Linked DNA regions of Mus musculus: region 1 is linked to region 2. Evidence: chromatin loops called from intact Hi-C (ENCODE). Cell type or tissue: heart. All regions are shown on one strand. Each heading gives the region's core, and the rest is flanking DNA. Links, peaks and the distances in the headings are about the cores only.

Region 1 (9,199 bases), core at 532-8,531, 200 kb before region 2:
GACCAAGATTCAATTCACAGCACACACGTGGCAGCTCATAATCACCTGTAACTGGAGTTACAAGGGATTCAATGTCCTCTTCTAATCTTCCAAAGCCCTCTTTTGGCTTCTCCAATGCCCTGTTTGTTCTGTCCTCTAGTCTGAGAACGCTAGAGTATGGGAAAGAACAATGAATACAGATTCTGTGTGTTTAGGTCAGACTGCAGTGGCTCTCAACCTTCCTAAGAGATGCTGCTACTCTTTAATATAGTTCCTCATATTGTGATGACTCCCAACTATTAAATTATTTTCACTGATACTTCAACTGTAATCTGGCCACTGTTATGAATCATAATGTAAACATCTTATATGAAGGATACCTGGTAAGTGATCCCCCAGAGGGTTGTGGTCCACAGGTTGAGAACTATTGAGTTAGAATAATGCCTGAGATTGTTTCTCAGAAAACTGGGAATAGTTCTATCTCAAGTTATAGAACTCCTGGCCATGTACCCAAAAGATACTCCACCATATCACAAGGACACTTGCTCCACTATGTTCATAGCAGCCTTAGACATAATAGCCAGAAACTGGAAACAACCTAGATGTCCCTCAACTGAAGAATGCATAAAGAAAATGTGGTACAAGCAGGGCGTGGTAGCATACCCCTTTAATCTAGCACTCGGGAGGCAGAGGCAGGGGATTTCTGAGTTTGAGGCCAGCCTGGTCTACAGAGTGAGTTCCAGGACAGCCAGGGCTATACAGAGAAACCGCGTCTCAAAAAACCAAAAAAAAAAAAAAAAAAAGAGAGAGAAAGAAAAAGAAAGAAAGAAAAGAAAATGTGGTACATCTACACAACAGAATGGTATTCAGTTATTAAAAACAAAGATATGAAATTTGTGGGCAAATGAATGGAATGTGAGAATATCATCCTGAGTGAGGTAACCCAGTCCCAAAAGGACATGCATGGTATGGACTCACTTATAAGTTAATATTAAGCATAAAATACAGGATACCCATGCTACACTCCACAGATACAAAGAAGCTAAACATGAAGGAAGGTACAAGCAAGGATGCTTGAATCTCACTTAGAAGGAGGAATAAAACAGTCAGAAGAGGCAGAGAGGGAAGGAACTGGGTGGGAGAGGAGATAGGAAGGGGAATGGGTGGTTCAGAATCAGATGTGGGGAGGGACAGGAGACATGGCCAGATGGAAATGAGAATGAATGGAAATCTGCAAGTGATGGGGGGTGAGAGTAGAAGGCGTCTCCAGGACAAGACAGAGTCCTGGGATAAGGGAGGAGCCTAAGAATCAATGGGGGTGACCTTAGCTGTGACTCACAACACTGGAGATATGGAGCCTGGAGAGGTTGTCTCCTGTGGCCAGGCAGGAATCCCAACCCACCCACAAAACTTTCAACCCCAAACTTATCGTGTCTACAAGAAATGTAGTGATTGGGAATAGAGCAGAGGCTGAGGGGACAGACAACCAATAACTGTCCCAACCAATAACTGACCCATTCCATGTGCAAGCAGAAATTTCTGACGCTATTAATGATAATCTATTATGCTTGCAGACAGGAGCCTAGTATGGCTGTCCTCTGAGAGGCTCCTCCCAGCAGCTGACTCAGACAGATACAGACACCCACAGCCAAACAGTAGGTGGAGCTTGAGGACCTATGGAAGAATAGGAGGAAGGAATGTGGGCCTTAAGGTCATAGGAACTCCACAGGAAGACCTACAGATTCAACTAACCTGGACCCTTGGGGCTCTCAGAGACTGAACCACCAACCAAAGAACATACAAAGAGCTGGACCTAGGCCTTCCTGCACATGTATAGCAGATGTGCAGCTTGGTCTTCATGTTGCTCCCAAACAACTAGAGCAGGCGCTATCCCAAAAGCTGTTTCCAGTCTATGAGATATGTTCTTCTAGCTGGGCTGCCTTGTCTGGCCACAGTGGGAAAGGAAGCACCTAGCCTTTCAGAGATGAAGTGCCAGGGTCTGGTGGGGGGATACTTGGGGGTGGGGGTTGAAGGGATACTCACCTTCTCAGAGAAAAAGGGGTGGGAGGATGATAGAAGGATTGTAGGAGAAGGTAACCAGGAGAGGGCAGTGAACAAGATGTAAAGTGAATAAATAAAGAGAGAGAGAGAGAGAGAGAGAGAGAGAGAGAGAGAGAGAGAGATAAAGCAAGAAAGAAAGCCTGAGATACATTGCATACACTTCATATACATGAGTTGAATTAAGGGCTGGATTTCAATTGAAAGAACATTCCAGAAAAATATTCACTGAGGCATAAAATTATAAACAGCATCACCAAAAGTAAAAGGATTAATAAAATATGCCATTAATGATTGTCAAATATAGATAAGGATGATCCTTAAAACTAGTTTTTTAATATAACTTTAATAAAATATGCAGTCAAACACATAACTGGATGCTCACAGTCAGCTATTGGATGGATCACAGGGCCCCCAATGGAGAAGCTAGAGAAAGTACCCAGGAGCTAAAGGGATCTGCAACCCTATAGGTGGAACAACAATATGAACTAACCAGTACCCCAGAGCTCTTGACTCTAGCTGAATATGTATCAAAAGATGGCCTAGTCGGCCATCACTGGAAATAGAGGCCCATTGGACTTGCAAATTTTATATGCCCCAGTACAGGGGAACTCCAGGGCCAAAAAGTGGGAGTGGGTGGGTAGGGGAGTTGAGGGGAGGGTATGGGGGACTTTTGGGATAGCATTGGAAATGTAAATGAGGAAAATACCTAATTAAAAATATATATAAAAATATGCAGTCTTCATTAGTTATGTTTTATAATTATTTGATACTTCATATAAGTAATTATCTATCATATTGATCAGCACATATTTTGGCTATTAAGAAACAAATTCTCTTCTGCTTTTCACTTGAGTTTTTTCCCAATAATTTATTTTTATTCATTTTACATCTCAATCATATCACCTCCCTCTCCTCTCAATACTGTCCTTACAAATCCCCCCCCCATTATAGCTTTCCCTTTTCCTCAGAGAAGGGGGAGCCCCATATTAAGTCAAGTTAGAGTGAAATGGCTGCAAAGATATTAGGTAGTTAAGAGAGGGTTGTGATAAATAAAGATTCACATAGTAGATACTAAGGTCAGTTAGGTCTTTTTGTGTATGTTTTTAATATTTAAAGATTAAAGAGAAAAATCAAGAATTATATTGAACACTCATGGTCCTATGTAGCCATAGTTCTGGGCTAGAGATTATGTTTCAATTGTCTGGTACCTTTCTTCTGCTTTAAGTACAGGTTCTTAATATATATTATGAATTTTAAAAATGTTTAGAAATTGCAAAAATGAGTATATAATGAGAATAAATACATCTTAACTGAATTCTGATCACCCAAACAAGACTCCCTTGTTTTAAAAATCTATGGGATATTTAAATAACAAAAGAAACACAAAAATACTCTATAAACATGGTCCTAGACGATTGAGCACAAAGTACCAAGTCCCAGTACTGACAGAGCAGGGTTTTGGCTAATTTCAATTGTGTAACCCTGCTAAATCTGCTTTCTTCTGGTCTAAGGGGCAGAGAGACAGTCCTCTCTGTTGAGAGTTGCGTGAGTAGATCGGCATGTATTTATATGGTAACAATTTACATGGTAACCATTATGAGCAAGGTGCTGAGAAGATGAAATAATTTATTTACCTCCCTAATCACCACCACTCACAGCAACCGCTTACTATTAATATGTGCAAAGCCCTGCTTTAAGCACTTTACTGTGAGGAGACAAGGTCTACAGTCTCTTATCTAAAAACCTCAGTGCCAGATAGAACCCCAATTCAGAAATGTCCAGCCTTTCAGATAGGTAATAACCGGGATCACTGTATAAAATATAATATTCCACTAGAGTCTATAGTACTATTTCCTCAGCATATTACTAATTCTACAGTAAATATGCAGTCTAACACTAAGGAGAAGAAAGACCTTACTATTTAAAAGTAATATTTTGTTACCACTTGCATTTTAGCACCTAACTTATCAAATGAAAGTTTTATCAACTTTTACAGCTTTGGAAATCTGAAATATTCAAATCAATCGTGAGTCTAGCCAATTTATTTAAGCTTTAAAATATCAAAAGGGGTATGTTTAGTTTCCCTTATTTTAATGATGAAGCAAGGTGTATTTATGGTACTCCCTCACTCCAGGGCCCCCAGCTACTAAGTGTCCTAGAAAGAGTTAGAACCCAAGCTGCCTAGCTACAGTGTTTATGTTCTCAAAGATTATGCTTCATAAATAAAGTCTCCCTTCCACTGCTTTAGAATACCAGAGAGATATGTAAAAGGCAAAGCAATATTAAATGATATGGTATGCAAATATAAGAGGAGATCCATTACAAGGCATTATTCATTCTTAAGTAACCAGAAAGAATAAATCATGGGCTTGGTGCTTGGGATACCACAATGGGCAAACAGATGAGGTCCAGGTCACTTTCACAGAAGCAGCAGCAGCAGCAAGTGTAGAGACGCTCAGGTATCAAATAGGTTTAATGATGACTCAATAGGGCAAGTTGATGACTGCTACTTACCTGATATTTAAAGTGTTCCTTGAACAGTGCTAAGATTTGAAATGACAGAGAAAAATAATTGTAAAAATGGATTATAAACATAGAAGTCCCATATTGGAAAGCCCCCTGGAAACCAAAATAAATCTATATGAGAATAATAAATGTTAGTATTTCTTCTAGGCTCTGCCCCACAGTTACCTGGCAACTCAGTATAAAGGAGCTGTTTGCCCTCTTCTCTCTCTCTTACTCTCTTACCTTCTTATCTACCTCCATCTCTGTCCTTTCTCAACCCATTCCCCTCCCCCTCTCTCCACATGTTCATGGCGGTTTCTCTCTCTCCTCTCTCTCTCTCTCTCTCTCTCTCTCTCTCTCTCTCTCTCCCTCCCTCTCCTCTTTTTCTGATTTTCTCTATCTCTACCCCTCAACTCCCCTCCTGATGCCCTAAACTCTACTCCATGCTATAACTATATGCATCGTGTGGCTTGTCCCTGGGGGGGTGGGGGGGGTGGAGAGGGATGCTTTAGAATGGGCCTGCAAAGGCACACCCTTCCCCTCTGCACCATACAGTGCGTCTACCAAACATATTCCTGGCTTCCTTTTCTTTTCTTTATAAATCACAAGAATAAAAATGTTAAAAAAAAATCTAGAGAGCCAAGTCATGAAGAATCTGGGCTTGCTCACTGGAACTTGAACCTACAGGAGGCGCTAGAGGTCATTTTACAAGAAATACTTTTTAGCAACAGCTAAAACGATATAACAAATATCTCTTAAAAGTCCAAATGATATTTTAAAAAGCCCAAACAATTCCTTTGTGTACAAATAAAATTTCCAGCCTTCCAAAATAAATATATTTCTAAGAAACTAACAGCTCAGTCCTGGACAAACAAATTCTTAAAATAGCACAATGGCCCATTGGAATGTGGTTGGTGGGGTTTCTGGTTTTTGAGCTTTTGTTTCGCCTTGAGACAACATCTCTCTGCCTTAGAACAGACATCTGCCTGTCTCTGCCTCCGCAGGGCTGAAATTCTAGGCTCCGCCACCAGGTCTGGCAAAGCTCTCTTGTTGACAACTTACCTTGCAGCACAAAGGACAATTTGCCAGAGGCAAGGGGACTGCTAGGGCTGCTTGGACTGCTTTGAACACACCCTAGAGTTTCTATGTCCCCAGTCCCTAATCTAAACAGAGTAGAACTGAATCACTTAGCTATTTAACAAACTTTTTTAAAGTTTTCATTCTTAGGTATTAATGTAAATAACTGAGCCAGGTATTCAATTTTATGCTCTGTAAAACATGTTTTAAGTTCCAAATTCCCTAATGGCTTCCGGTTGTTCCGACCATCAAATTCAAATCCTTTCTGAGGACTTCCAAATCCTATGTATCTATTATCTCTAATACTTTCTGAGACCTCTCAGACCACCAGCTTTCTGTTCTTCATGAACCCTATGCCTGAATGTTCGATGGAGAATGTGTTCCCAGACTTTTTTTTTTTTTTAAGTTACTGTGTAGCTCTGGTTGAGCTCTGGTTGCCTGGAACTAGGTAGACTAGGCTGGCTTCAAACTCGCGGCGATCCGACGCCCTGTCTCCAGAGTGTGGAGATTATAGATAAAGGCCCATGTGGCCAGGCCAGGTGTGTTCCCAGAATTAAAAAAAAAAAAAAAAAAAAAAAAAACGTATAGATACGCATTCTCCCTCTTTCTTTTAGGCTGTGCTCCAACATCACCCCTTCAATAAGTTATATAGTTGCCAGTCTTCCAGAGAGAGATACAGAATAGGAGATTCGAGTCCATCTAAAAGGGGAGATACAGAATAGGAGATTCGAGTACATCTAAAAGGGGAGATACAGAAGGGAATTAATTGACTTACAGAGTCGCGGCAACAGAGAAGGCCCACGGCAGTCTGAAAGCTGTCGGAGATGCTGGCGGTGGAGCTCAGTCCCAGTCTGAAGGCCTCAGAACTAGGGAAACCAAGAGTGAAGCTCTCAGTTTAAGGAAGGCCAAAAGCCTAAGAGCCTAAGGGCCACTGGTAAGAGCGGAGCCTAGGTCCAAAGCTCAAGGCAGCAAAAGGGATGAAGTGGCGCTCTTCACTGCCTTTTATCTGTTCTCTGCAGCCAATTGGACGGTAACCACCCACTCTGAGGGCAGGCCTTCCCTACCTATTCCTCCCAGATTCAAACACTGTTCTAGAACACTCTTCACCGACACGCCCAAAGCAATGTTTTACGGACTCTCTGGATATTTCTTAATCCAGAGAGAAGTTAACAACAAACCTTCACCACCATGCACCACCCGTGTGGAGCTAGGTGTTTTCGAGTTTTCTATATTCTGTGTATTTTCTTTATTGTTCTTTTTACACTCTATATGAATACTGACTTACAAGGTTTTATACTGTGGCTAATAATATACAGAGCCTTGGAAGATGGGAGGCTTTCAACAGATTTTATGCCAAGAAATATTAACTTATTTGGTAATACTTAATAACCTCCTTACTATAAATATCTGTAACTCTGAGAAAACCATTTTCTCTACTTTTGAAAAGTTTACTCTAGGCTGTTGTTTTTTTTTTTACACGGTTTTTATGGGTTTTTTAAATATGATTTCTACCGAGTTGTTATCATTTTAGAGAAATAAACAAGAGAATTACACCAAAAACAAGATGCTGAAAAGATTTTAATAATATATTGAATATCACAAACCAAACAATTTGAATATTTACGTTAATCTCATTTCAGGACTGCAAATCAAATTAATGAACATAAAAGAAAGCAGAAATACGAGCAGACAATGAAGTAAGATTTAGTACCATCCTTCTGAGCTGGCTCTGTGGTGTGACCCAAGCACTAAGATCAGAGAATCATGTCTTCAAGGTTATCCTCCATCAGCTACATACCAAATCTGAGGCCAGCATGGGCTGTGTGAGCCCCATTTATAATTTTTTAATGAAAAAGAAATATTCAGTATGGTATCAAATCTCTAAGTGTATCACATAATCCATAATTTTCAAATGTTGAAAATGCAGAGAAAAATGCTTATGGCTAACTTACTTTTTTTTTTTTTTTAAATCTTCCAGGCAAAAAATAAATAGCTTTTTGGTATAAAGTCAGATCAGTGGCAATGTTAGCTCAGGCTTAATAATAATAATCTTAAAAGGAAAGCAAATAGCATACATGTCTCAAAAATAGGTTGCCCCAAAATAAAAATGGTGGGTCTACTACTTTCCCTATCATCTATCTTTTTTGTTTGTTTTTGGGTTTTGGTGAGGGGCAGGGTTTCTCTGTGTAGCTGTAGCTGTCCTGGAACTCGATCTGTAGCACAGGGTGGCCTTGAACTCCTGGAGATCTGCCTGCGTCCACCTCCTGAGTGTTGGGGATTAAAAGCAGGCCACCACCACCACTGCCCATCTTCCTTTTTTAAAAAAAAAGATAGAACTAAAGTGAACTCTAGAAATTCATTGGAAAAGGAAGTATCAGGGGCAAGTTACCTAACTAAAATAATTGATATTCTTTACTGTTCTTATGAAAACTACTTTCTTCAAAACATTGACTAAAACCTATAGAACCACACCACACAGTTTAAAATTTGCTTATAAAAATGGCAGCTTAAAAATACCGAGCATTTGAAGGTCTTGTCTATTTACAAATGTATAATTTAATATTGCAGCAGAAACTCTTCCCATTGCCACACTACCAGACCTTAAAATTGCTACCAGGAGAGTGAAATGTAGTCACCATCTTTATTCTCAATGTAATTGCTTCCCAGACTGCTGCCAATTAAGGAACTGTTGTGTCAAAGGCAGCACCTGGCCACGCATTAAGCAAACAAATCTATCACTGTTAAGTATAAGGACTTGTGGTTAAAGGAGCTAATATTTTTAGATATAAAATGATGTCATAACTGTTTTAACTCATTTTTCTCAGCTTTCAACTTTGAGCAATAGATAAAGCCTATTTCTAAAAACACAGCTGCATACGTCAGCATGTGCTCATTCACTGGTATCTGCCGCCACTTTCAGCTTCTCCATTCAATTTTCCTCACACTAATTACAGCGTGGAAATGAGCGAATGAAGCCCAGTGCAGGAACTAACATGGCAACTGCATGGGCAAGAAAGTGAAACGGCGAAAACTAGTGGGCTTGGTTTGGTTTGTTTTCTAAAGAATTATGAGGTTCTAAAATGTACTATAAGAAACTGTGGCTTCTGTTTAAAAGGCAGGTACCCTACCAAACAGAGGTAGTTTTAAACCCCAAGGCCTCTCAGTTCCCACTCAGTGTGCTTAGTAACCAGCCTAGAAACTAAGTTGGGTGGCTTGCTCCAAAAATCTAAGGTCATCCTTTAAGTATGTTTAAATGATGAACACCCTAATTTATAGATAGAGAAATGAAGCCAGGTTTTCAAACCCCACTAGACCTCCTTCAGTCCAGCCTGTTCCACTGCCAGGACGTTAGGACTGAAAAAGAATACTGCAAACAGCCATACATACACGCATTTTAAGTGACTGGCTTTTAGACTAGGCTATTAAAACCTAGAAAGAAATCTTAAAATCCCTCAACAGATGCTTATTAAATGGTATTTAATAAAGAAATTGTTCAGTCTTTTTCTTCTGTAAATGATAGGGTTAAACCCTGTAAGTCTCCAAGAAAACCATTCTTCAACTGTGATTTAAAAAAAAA
Region 2 (9,199 bases), core at 663-8,662:
CCAGGCAGTGAGACTAATTGGCTAAACACTCTAGGCCTATCTAGATACCTCATTGGCATGGAGATTATGCATAGATTTTTATGCTGTGTGACCAGTAGTCATGGTTGTCTTAGTGGGGTGTTGTGGTGATGTGCTCCAGGACGGGTATTCTGGTCAGGCATTGATTCTAAAGCCTCTCTTTCTCAGTTATGATATTTACTGTTTTTTTTTAATCTGCTTCAACCTTGCCAGTTCTTGCTCCATACTCTTCCCTTTTCTCTCCTTCTCTCTCCATATAGAAATAGATATAAACTAGAACCAGTGAGATGACTCAACTTTGTAAAGGCACTTGCAGACAAGCCTCATGACATCATTTGAGCTTCAGAAACACATGGTATAGGGAGAGAATCAATTCCCACAAGTTGTCCTCTGTCTTCCACACATGTGCCTCACTACCCATCCACAAAAATAAAATAAATAAATGTGAAAATTTTAATTACATATATTATTTAAACTCTGTTAATTTTTTATAAAGATAGAGTCTATCTGTCCAACAAATACAGATCTTATCTAGGAACAGAGGCAACTGGAACCAAATGACAGTTTTCTAAGTGAGCAATGCTTCTTACAAAATAAATATGGCTGATACACATGCATCAAATAACAATTCTTCACTTCAGCACATAATCTGATAAAAGAAAAACATTTTCTCTCATAACCATTTTTGAGCACATACAGTTACATTCTCTATTGTGGGTACAGGTAAAAGACCTGGACTCCTAATGTTTCCTTGGATTGTGAGTACTAAATCATAATCAAGATGCATGCACTTAACTAGTATTTGTGTTGTCTGAGTATTTGTGAGGATCCAAAAGTTAGACAATTTTCTTTCGAGGCAATTGTGATTATTAGAAATGAAATGCCCCCTTTAGTCTTTGCATTTTGTCTGGGTTTTATGTCAGTATAAATTAGAGTTAAATAGGTAGCTAATGAGATCAGGTTGAAATACATAGGTAGTGAATGGGATAAAGTTGAAATACATGGGTAGTGAATAGAATGGGGTTGAACTAGGGCTGTCCTTTTCATCTGATGCCTACAGTAGAAGAAAATTAACCAGTTGATAGTGGATGAATGAGAAATCAGATGAAAGAGATTTAGAGTACTTGACTTCTGTGTTTCAATAGCTTGACAACCTAATGTATGCTTCAGAAGTGTGACTGGTTTTGCTTTTTGTTTGTTTGTTTGTTTTGTTTTGTTTTGTTTTTCCACAGAGAATCTTCCAAGTTGGCTCTTTTGTTTAGGTGACTTGGCTCCACATTTGTTAATTTTCTAAAAATTGCAGGTAGTAATGTGACTCTGGGTACTAGGCTAGTTTGTTATTCTTGGTCTCACATCCTCTGAATGCCTATGTATACCAATCACTTGTAGGCTTAGGGAACTCATGGAACTAGTATCAAAATTCATGCCTTCAGCAAAGCTTTTTTTCCCCCTCTTCAACAGGATTGAATTTGGTCCACATTCCAGTGAAAAACTATTAGGATGTTATGCTACTAAACGGCTGCATATAGCTGGAAGCATAATAGCCTGCATGGGCACATACCATAGTGTAAGAGCATATAATGAACAATCATATGGATATATCTTCTGCCCCAGTACAAATAGCCAGGGGGACACATACAATGCATCATGTATTAAAAATATTCTATAGGCCACTGTGAGTAAAGACCAAGCTGGTAGGAAAATAAGATTATATACCTTTTCCACCTCTGCCTATTGGCTTAGCCTAACCACTCTACTATATAGATAATGGTGGATTTATAATTAAAAATATGGGAGTTATGTTGACCAAATGATCCTCAAGAAAATGAGGCAGGATCAGTCAGCAGCCAGAGGTTAGGGGGGAAGGGGAGGTCCTTGCAAGGATGGCCCCAAAGCATACCAGCCTGTAATTTTTCTGGGCACTGTGTGGTTGAAGGTAGCTATAATTCTTCACCCAGGGTACATACTTGCCACCTGTACTCTCCTCTAATTATCTTTGATCAGGCTTATGTGGTAGGAAGTTATGCTTCAGCAGCTGCGATTAAGCCCAGGGCATAGCTAAGTCTATAATTACTAGCTGGTTAAATCAGAACTCTTTCAGAATTTAGAGGCTATTAGAGTAAACTGCTTTGATTATTTTAGACTATAACCTTGTCCTTTTGTACCTCTCTGAGAACTCAGAAATGAAGAAGTAATAGTTAAAGAAAGACAAATCTGTCAGTGAATATTTAGAAAATGAGAAGAGAACTAACTAGATACAGGAAGCAAAAGTGAATATTTCATTGTCGAGAGAAGTTATATACTTCCTCACAAACCAGCCCCAGAGTATGAGGCAGGCCTTCAGAGTCTAGTTTGAGAGAAGCCAAATTTTAAAATGTGTTCCTCCATTGACTGCTGAAAATATTAACTGAATTAGAAAACCTGGATTTAGGTCCTAACCTAAATGGTGAAATCATAGGAAGCCCCTTAACAAATGCTATGATACTCAAGTATCTCATATAAATTACAAACAAAAAAAGCACACAAAAATTCAGCACAAAGCTAGTGTGAAGATCAAATAACTCAGAAAGAGAATTTAAGCACCCTTGGCACCTAATAAATGTTTGCTGATAATAACAATAATTCTTAATATTAGAGCATTTAAAATTTTCTGGTTCTGCAGGAGAGAAGGGTGATTCCTATGCCTGTATCTGCTAATTAGAATCGTATGGAAGAGTTAGTGAAACAAGCTCTTTCAGGTTGAATAGCAGGAGCTATATTCATTCTGCTTTGAGATTAAGTACTGTTCCCAAATAATCGGCTTTCCCCCTCCTTTTATACTGCTTCTGAACTGGCACAATTAAGGTTAAAGAAAATGGTACATATGCAAATTCATTGCTTCCAAAGGAGATGGCTACTCATAATTTAATGTAGGTAATGTTTAATAAATCCTCCTTTAACTATATAAACAGAAACTTGGAACTATGGACCATTCAAAGACATCTAAGTGAAAGTACTTATGGTACCGTCTGCATTTATGACTTCAGATTAGATTCTGCTTTACTGCTCACCTTCAGATGTGTGCCATTGGAAAAGACAAGCAACATAAACCCATGAAAATATCCTTACATAAACACATGTGTGCATCTTCCATCTTTAAAGAGGTAGATCAAAAGAATGAGAGTCACTTGTATATGTACTAGGGCAGCTGTGCTGTTGGATCAATGCCACTCTGATTCCCCACTGAAACAAAGGAAGTGAACTCTATTTTCAAAAAATAATGTTTAATGCTTGAGCCAAGCAGTTACATCCAAATGTTATCCTCCTCAAAGAACACTGTGATAATTATGAATATATGATTAAACAGCATTTGGAAAGATTGCCTGTCTGTGGGAGATTTTTAATTCTTCTCTTCTTAAGCCACCAGTACTATGGTCATTTACTTGGACTCTAAAGGGCAACACCTGACATTTGGTCTTTGATGGATTTAACAGGCCGCTTGTAAGCTTAAAGGTTTTGCTTGGCTAAATCAGGTTTTATCTCAGAGGTTATTTGCAACTTTACATGCTGTCTTACAAAAATGTCAGTGTTTGCTTTTCCTCTGAACTATGCATAGCAGCTCAAGGTTTGTCCGTGAGTAGCTCTGAAAACAGAAGATCCTTGGTTTTAGGCCCATGTTCTCAACCTCCCACAAACAATCAGTGTGAAGCATTCCTTTCAAAGGATATTATTGTAAGGCTATGGACGAGGGAGCAGACACAGTCTTTTGCAAGAGAGGGGTGCATTTGCTTGCCTTTATTCTCTTCCTGGTGGAAGAAAAACATATTTAGATGCTAAATTTGGGAAACACATTTTCTATGGAGTCTGTGGAAATAACTATCTCATGCTGGATGGGAAGTTAAACCTCAGCTGGGCTTGCACTGCAGCTTGGCAGGCCTCTTGTGGATTCCCTCGGGAATCTCTTAGAACAGTTGTTCTAAATCCAAACTGTTACCACTGTTCTCAAGCCCCTAGTCCTGCCCCAGCTGTCCTCCTTCTCACAGATGACCTCACCACCTACTTCACCACAGAAACTCTGGCCATGCAACATCCCCCCTCCCCCCCCCCATCTCTGTTTCACTTCTTTCTTCAAAACACATAAAGCTTTTGCCTGTTTTCTACCAGAACTCTTTTGTCTCAAAGAAAGTCACATTTCCTTGCCAAGGCTACCTCCTCTATTTGGACACTCAGTCCTACCCCCAAACCCTCTTCTTGAGAGAAATTGTTCCATCAGTTATTTTTAGTCCCTCTTTTTCTGTAGTCTATATTCAGGGTTCTCTGGCTTTGATCCAGACATCACCGAATTTCTTACCTACCTTGCATGAGCCAAATTTTTCCCTGCCTAGTTGCTTAGCATTAACACTCCTACTAACCCCCTTGTACAAGCCAAATATCTCCCTGCCTTGCTTCTTAGCATTAACTCACCTACTAATCCCTTGCAACCTAGCTTTTACCCTCCAGTCTATAATGAGCTATTAAAGTTGCAGTCTTTACAGCCAGCAAGGATCTCGTACTGAGCAGATTCACAGCCTTTGTCTCAGAACTCATCTTTCTTGGTCTCAGTGTACTTTACCTACTATTGACCACTTTGCTGCTTAACATTCCCTGGGTGCTGTGTTGTTACCTTGGTTTTACTCTTTCCTCGGTGACTGTTTCGGATCTCCTTTCCTGATTACTTCATCCTTCTCTGTACCTGAGCTGCATTCATTGCCCACAGTTTGTGTCTTTTCAAGCCTCTGGCTTGCTGAAAAGTTTTCTTTTGAAAACTTTTGTCATTCTAAGTTGAAACTGAAATTTGGGGAAAGCTCATGTACTCACTGGTCTTTAATCCATTCATTCACCTACATAATTACTGACTTGATTGAATGTCGTATAGAGTGACCATAATTACTTTTTCTCATTCATACACCTACATAATTACTTACTTGATTGAATGCAGTATAAAGTGACCATAAAACATATTCACGCTAATTGTGTCATTTACTAGTTTTCTTTTCTTCCTATTGTTTTCTGTAGAACTCCAGTCTCTGTGCACGTTAAGTGAGTATGCCAATACGGAGCTATATCCCAAACAAAGTGGGATCTTTTGAGTGTTTAAAATAATAATGCTAATGTTAGACTATCAGGCAAAAATCCAAGTTATTGTGGGTAAAATGAGATATATGGAAATGCTATAACACTAAGTATTATAAAAGTAAAAAAAAAACCTATAAATCTATCCAACTTTCAAATATATTTTGTCTAGCATCAAACACATTGACACAGGGGAAAATTTCCTGAATGGAACACCAATGGGTCAGGCTCTAAGATCAACAGTTGACAAATGAGACCACATGAAACTGAAAAGCTTCTCTAAGGCAAAGGATACTGCCAGTAGGGAAAAACAGCAACCTACAGATTGGGAAATGAGCTAACAATTCTACATCCGATAGAGGGTTAATATCCAAAATATACAAGGAATTCAAGATGTTAGATTCCCAAAAACCAAATAATCCCATTAAAAATGAGAAAGTACCCAAGGAGCTGGGGGGATCTGCAACCCTATAGGTGGAACAACAATATAAACTAACCAGTACCCTCTGGAGCTTGTGTCTCTAGCTGCATATGTATCAGAAGATGGCCTAGTTGGCCATCAGTGGAAAGAGAGGCCCATTGGTCATGCAAACTTTATATGCCTCAGTACAGGGGAACAACCAGGGCCAAGAAGTGGGAGTGAGTGGGTGGGAGAGTGGGTGGGGGAGCGTGTGGGGGACTTTTGGGATAGCATTGGAAATGTAAATGAAATAAATACCTAATTTTAAAAAATGAGCTACAGAGCTAGAGAATTCTCAACTGAGGAATCTTGAATGCCTGAGAAGCACCTAAAGAAATGTTCAATATCCTTAGTCATCAGGAAAATGAAAATCAGAACAAACCTGAGATTCTATCTCACACCAGTCAGAATGGCTAAGATCAAAAACTCAGATGACAGCAGATGCTGCTGAGGATGTAGAGAAAGAGGAACACTCCACTATTTTCTGGTGGGATTGCAAGCTGGTACAACCACTCTGGAAATCAGTCTGTCAGTTCCTCAGATAATAGGACATAGCACTACCAGAGGACCCAGATATACCACTCCTGGGCATATATTCAGAAGCAGAGTATATCAAAATCCACCATGAACAAAATTGAAAAGATGGATTCAGATGAGATTCCTGAATGTCAGCCTATAAAATCTAATTCTATCCAGTAAAGCCTAAGTTATAATGCTATCAAGATAAGTCAATGAGTACAATAGTGTTACAAATGTTATAGAGGTAATCAGAGGATTTCTTATTGGATTTCAGGCCACTCCATGGAAGTAAACATATTTCTAGTAGTGTAATCTGACCCATGACAGAGGCGCTCACAGGTCCTGCAGGGTGGACCTACAACTATTATTTTGCTGAGTACTATCAAACTGTTTTTTGAATTCACATCTCTCTGCCTTTAGGTTAGTACTGTCAGACTTCATGAGAAAGGCTCTTTTGTGCAGTGGATGGTGGCAGAAATCCACAAATGATTAAAGTGGAGAAAATAAGTGACTGTGGAGTATTCAGGTAATAGATGAGACACCTATACCATAACCCTCCTCAAGGTTCATAGACTATCCTGGAAAAGGAGTTGGAAATATTGCATAAACCAGAAGTTAGGGAGGACCAAAATTAAACAATGTCTTCCAAACAGGGCAGTATCAATTGACTCATGAACTCATACTCTCTGTGGTTGCCTGTGTAAGACCTGCACAAAATCAAGCCTGTTGGCATCATGGAGTGAAGAGAGACTCATGAATCCCCATTCCTAACTGAGTAGTTATTGTCAGTTGATGGCTTCTAGGAAGGGAAGAGTCAATTTTCCTTAAGAGTGTGGCCCTTAGTAGGTTGAGTACATAGAAAGCACAAATTGAACTCCATGGGTTATAAAATTAAAAGAGGATATAAAGTTGTGATTGGGGGTGGGAGGGAAGATCTGGGAAGAGTGAGGGTGGGTATAATTAAAATAATTAAAGGTATTGTGAAATTCTTAAAGAATAAAATATTTTAATACATATGTACATATATATTAAAGTTAAAATTAGAATACTATAAAAGGAAAGATTAAACATAGAGAGATTGGATAATATTTCTAAAAGTCAGCTTCCTGAAGCCATATCTAGACTCTGTGGATTTTATTTATACTGGACATCAGTGGAGTAGAAACTGAGAAAGTTTGAATTCAGTCCTACCACCTGTCTATATACCAGAGCCTTCTACAGCTCCCTTAATGACATGCAAGAGCTTCATATTCACAAGCCCCAAATCAAACTTACCATTTATGCCCTCAAAACTATTTTCTATATAATTTCCTATTCCTAGCCTAAGCCTGGTAACACAGGCTCCTAATCTCAGATGCTCAGGAAACTTAGGCAGGGATATCACAAGATCAAAGCCTACCTGAGGATAGTAACCAAAACTTTCCTTATACCTCAAAAAAATATGCCCAAGTTTATACCATGAACCAGGACAAGAGTGAGTTTAGGTGCATATCCCTCAACACATCCAGCCTTCATCTGTATGAGCCAAGTGTTCAAAATAGATTTATTTCCATTCCCCAGTAGAACTTCCTATTTGCACTTACCAGACACCCCAAAACATATCCAAAAATGCATCTGGGTTTTCAGGAATCCAAACCCAAAGAGATGAGATGCATTTTTAAAATAGACCTTCTCTATTCTGGACATTTTTGGTAGCTATATAAAGAAAGGACAATATACAGGAAGAAACAGGAAGACAATAGAAAAAAGGGTATTTTTATTCAGATTTGGCTTTGAGGTTTTCTTTGTTTGCAAAATATTGACTTAAATAATGTCTTAATGATCCAAACCAGCACTTACAGTTCTTCTAACCCCATTTAACTTTTCTGTGTCTCATCTGTTAAGCCTCTTGGCCAACATCACATACCAAATCAGTGACATAGTCATCATGAGGCCCCAACTGATTGCTTCCCAGTTTCATATTTTATGTAAGCCAAGTGACAGAAAAGGGGAAAACTGGGTCAGAGAAACAAAGTTGGCCTAAAAAGTCTCTGTTTCAAAACAAAGTCAATTACACGACATGACATTTCTCATCTATAAACAGAAAAATAAGCACAGGTCCTAGCTTCTTTCTTTTCTAATGGATCCACAAAGTCACTATCATGAGAAAGGTAAAAGAATGAATCTAGCATCATTCTCCATTCGTTTATCAGATCAAGATCCAATTCTTAATACTTTTAGAAGAGTTAGGGAAACAAACAAGATAAGAAAGTCGCTAATATAACAGAACTATAAAGTTTGTTTGGCTTGGGTTTTGAGGCACTGTCTCCTGGGGTGTCCTGGAACTCATTAGATAAACCAGGGTGGCCTCAAACTCACAAAGATCCATTTGCCTCTGCCTATCTAGTGTTTTCCATCAGAAAGGGAAAACCTGTGTGTGTGTGTGTTCACCTGTGCATGCCCATATATGTATATATATATGTATATATACACAAATATACATTTACATATATATATATATACATATACATACAGACCCAGACATCATGTATGTTTGAATATAAATATGAGACTCAATTTGTCTTGCTGTTAGGAATAACATACTATAAGAATACAAATACAAGAACAAGCAGCTTTGCTGATCCATAGAAAGTTTTTAGTACAACTATTATTGTATTCACTTGCCTGTATACTTCTCTATCTCCCTCCTTCTATCTCTATCTCACCCTTGCCTTCTCTCTTCTCTGCCTTTCAAATCTAAAGTATTACAAACTTCTGAGGTTTCTCATACAAGTACATTTATTTATACATACTAAGATTTTAAGGGCTTGGGTGTGGTATAGTGAAACACAGATGAATATTCCTCGGAACTCCTTACCAAAGTTATTTATTCTCACTCACATACATATAGCCATCCCCTCTGAAGTACTGAAAAGCACTCTTGACTGGTATATATATCATGAGTATATCATCACTTCATGACAGGATATAAAGACTGCAGGAATTCTGATCATGAACCTATATCTCTGTTATTATCTTTTGGGAATTCAGTGCTCTGGAAAAAGGGAAAAACTTTAATCTGGTCCTACAAGACCATAACTGCCATTTCTCAGAAACAGACTGTCTTAGGGT

The links. Hi-C counts contacts between places; a loop is a spot of excess contacts. Peaks named below come from ENCODE experiments on the same cell type or tissue, not always from the same donor. Only the 100,000 strongest peaks of a DNase experiment are listed, where the experiment ranks them.
Region 1: a loop joins it to region 2, with 4 times the contacts of the local background. A loop is called at or near these places in 5 of 42 quality-filtered maps.

Annotation. Positions count from the first base shown.
Region 1 is chrX:23,355,097-23,364,295 of GRCm38, forward strand. It overlaps Klhl13 (kelch-like 13), which reads right to left. Exons shown (of 10, transcript NM_001381892.1): 2 at 6,398-6,488. Among named protein-coding and RNA genes, the nearest start is that of Klhl13, 5.4 kb to the right of the region's middle. In heart, for the core only: a CTCF peak has its summit at 5,247; no DNase peak of the experiment used is centred there; H3K4me3 peaks cover 313 bases.
Region 2 is chrX:23,552,452-23,561,650 of GRCm38, forward strand. No RefSeq gene overlaps it. Among named protein-coding and RNA genes, the nearest start is that of Wdr44, 140 kb to the right of the region's middle. In heart, for the core only: no CTCF peak of the experiment used is centred there; a DNase peak (open chromatin) is centred at 3,990.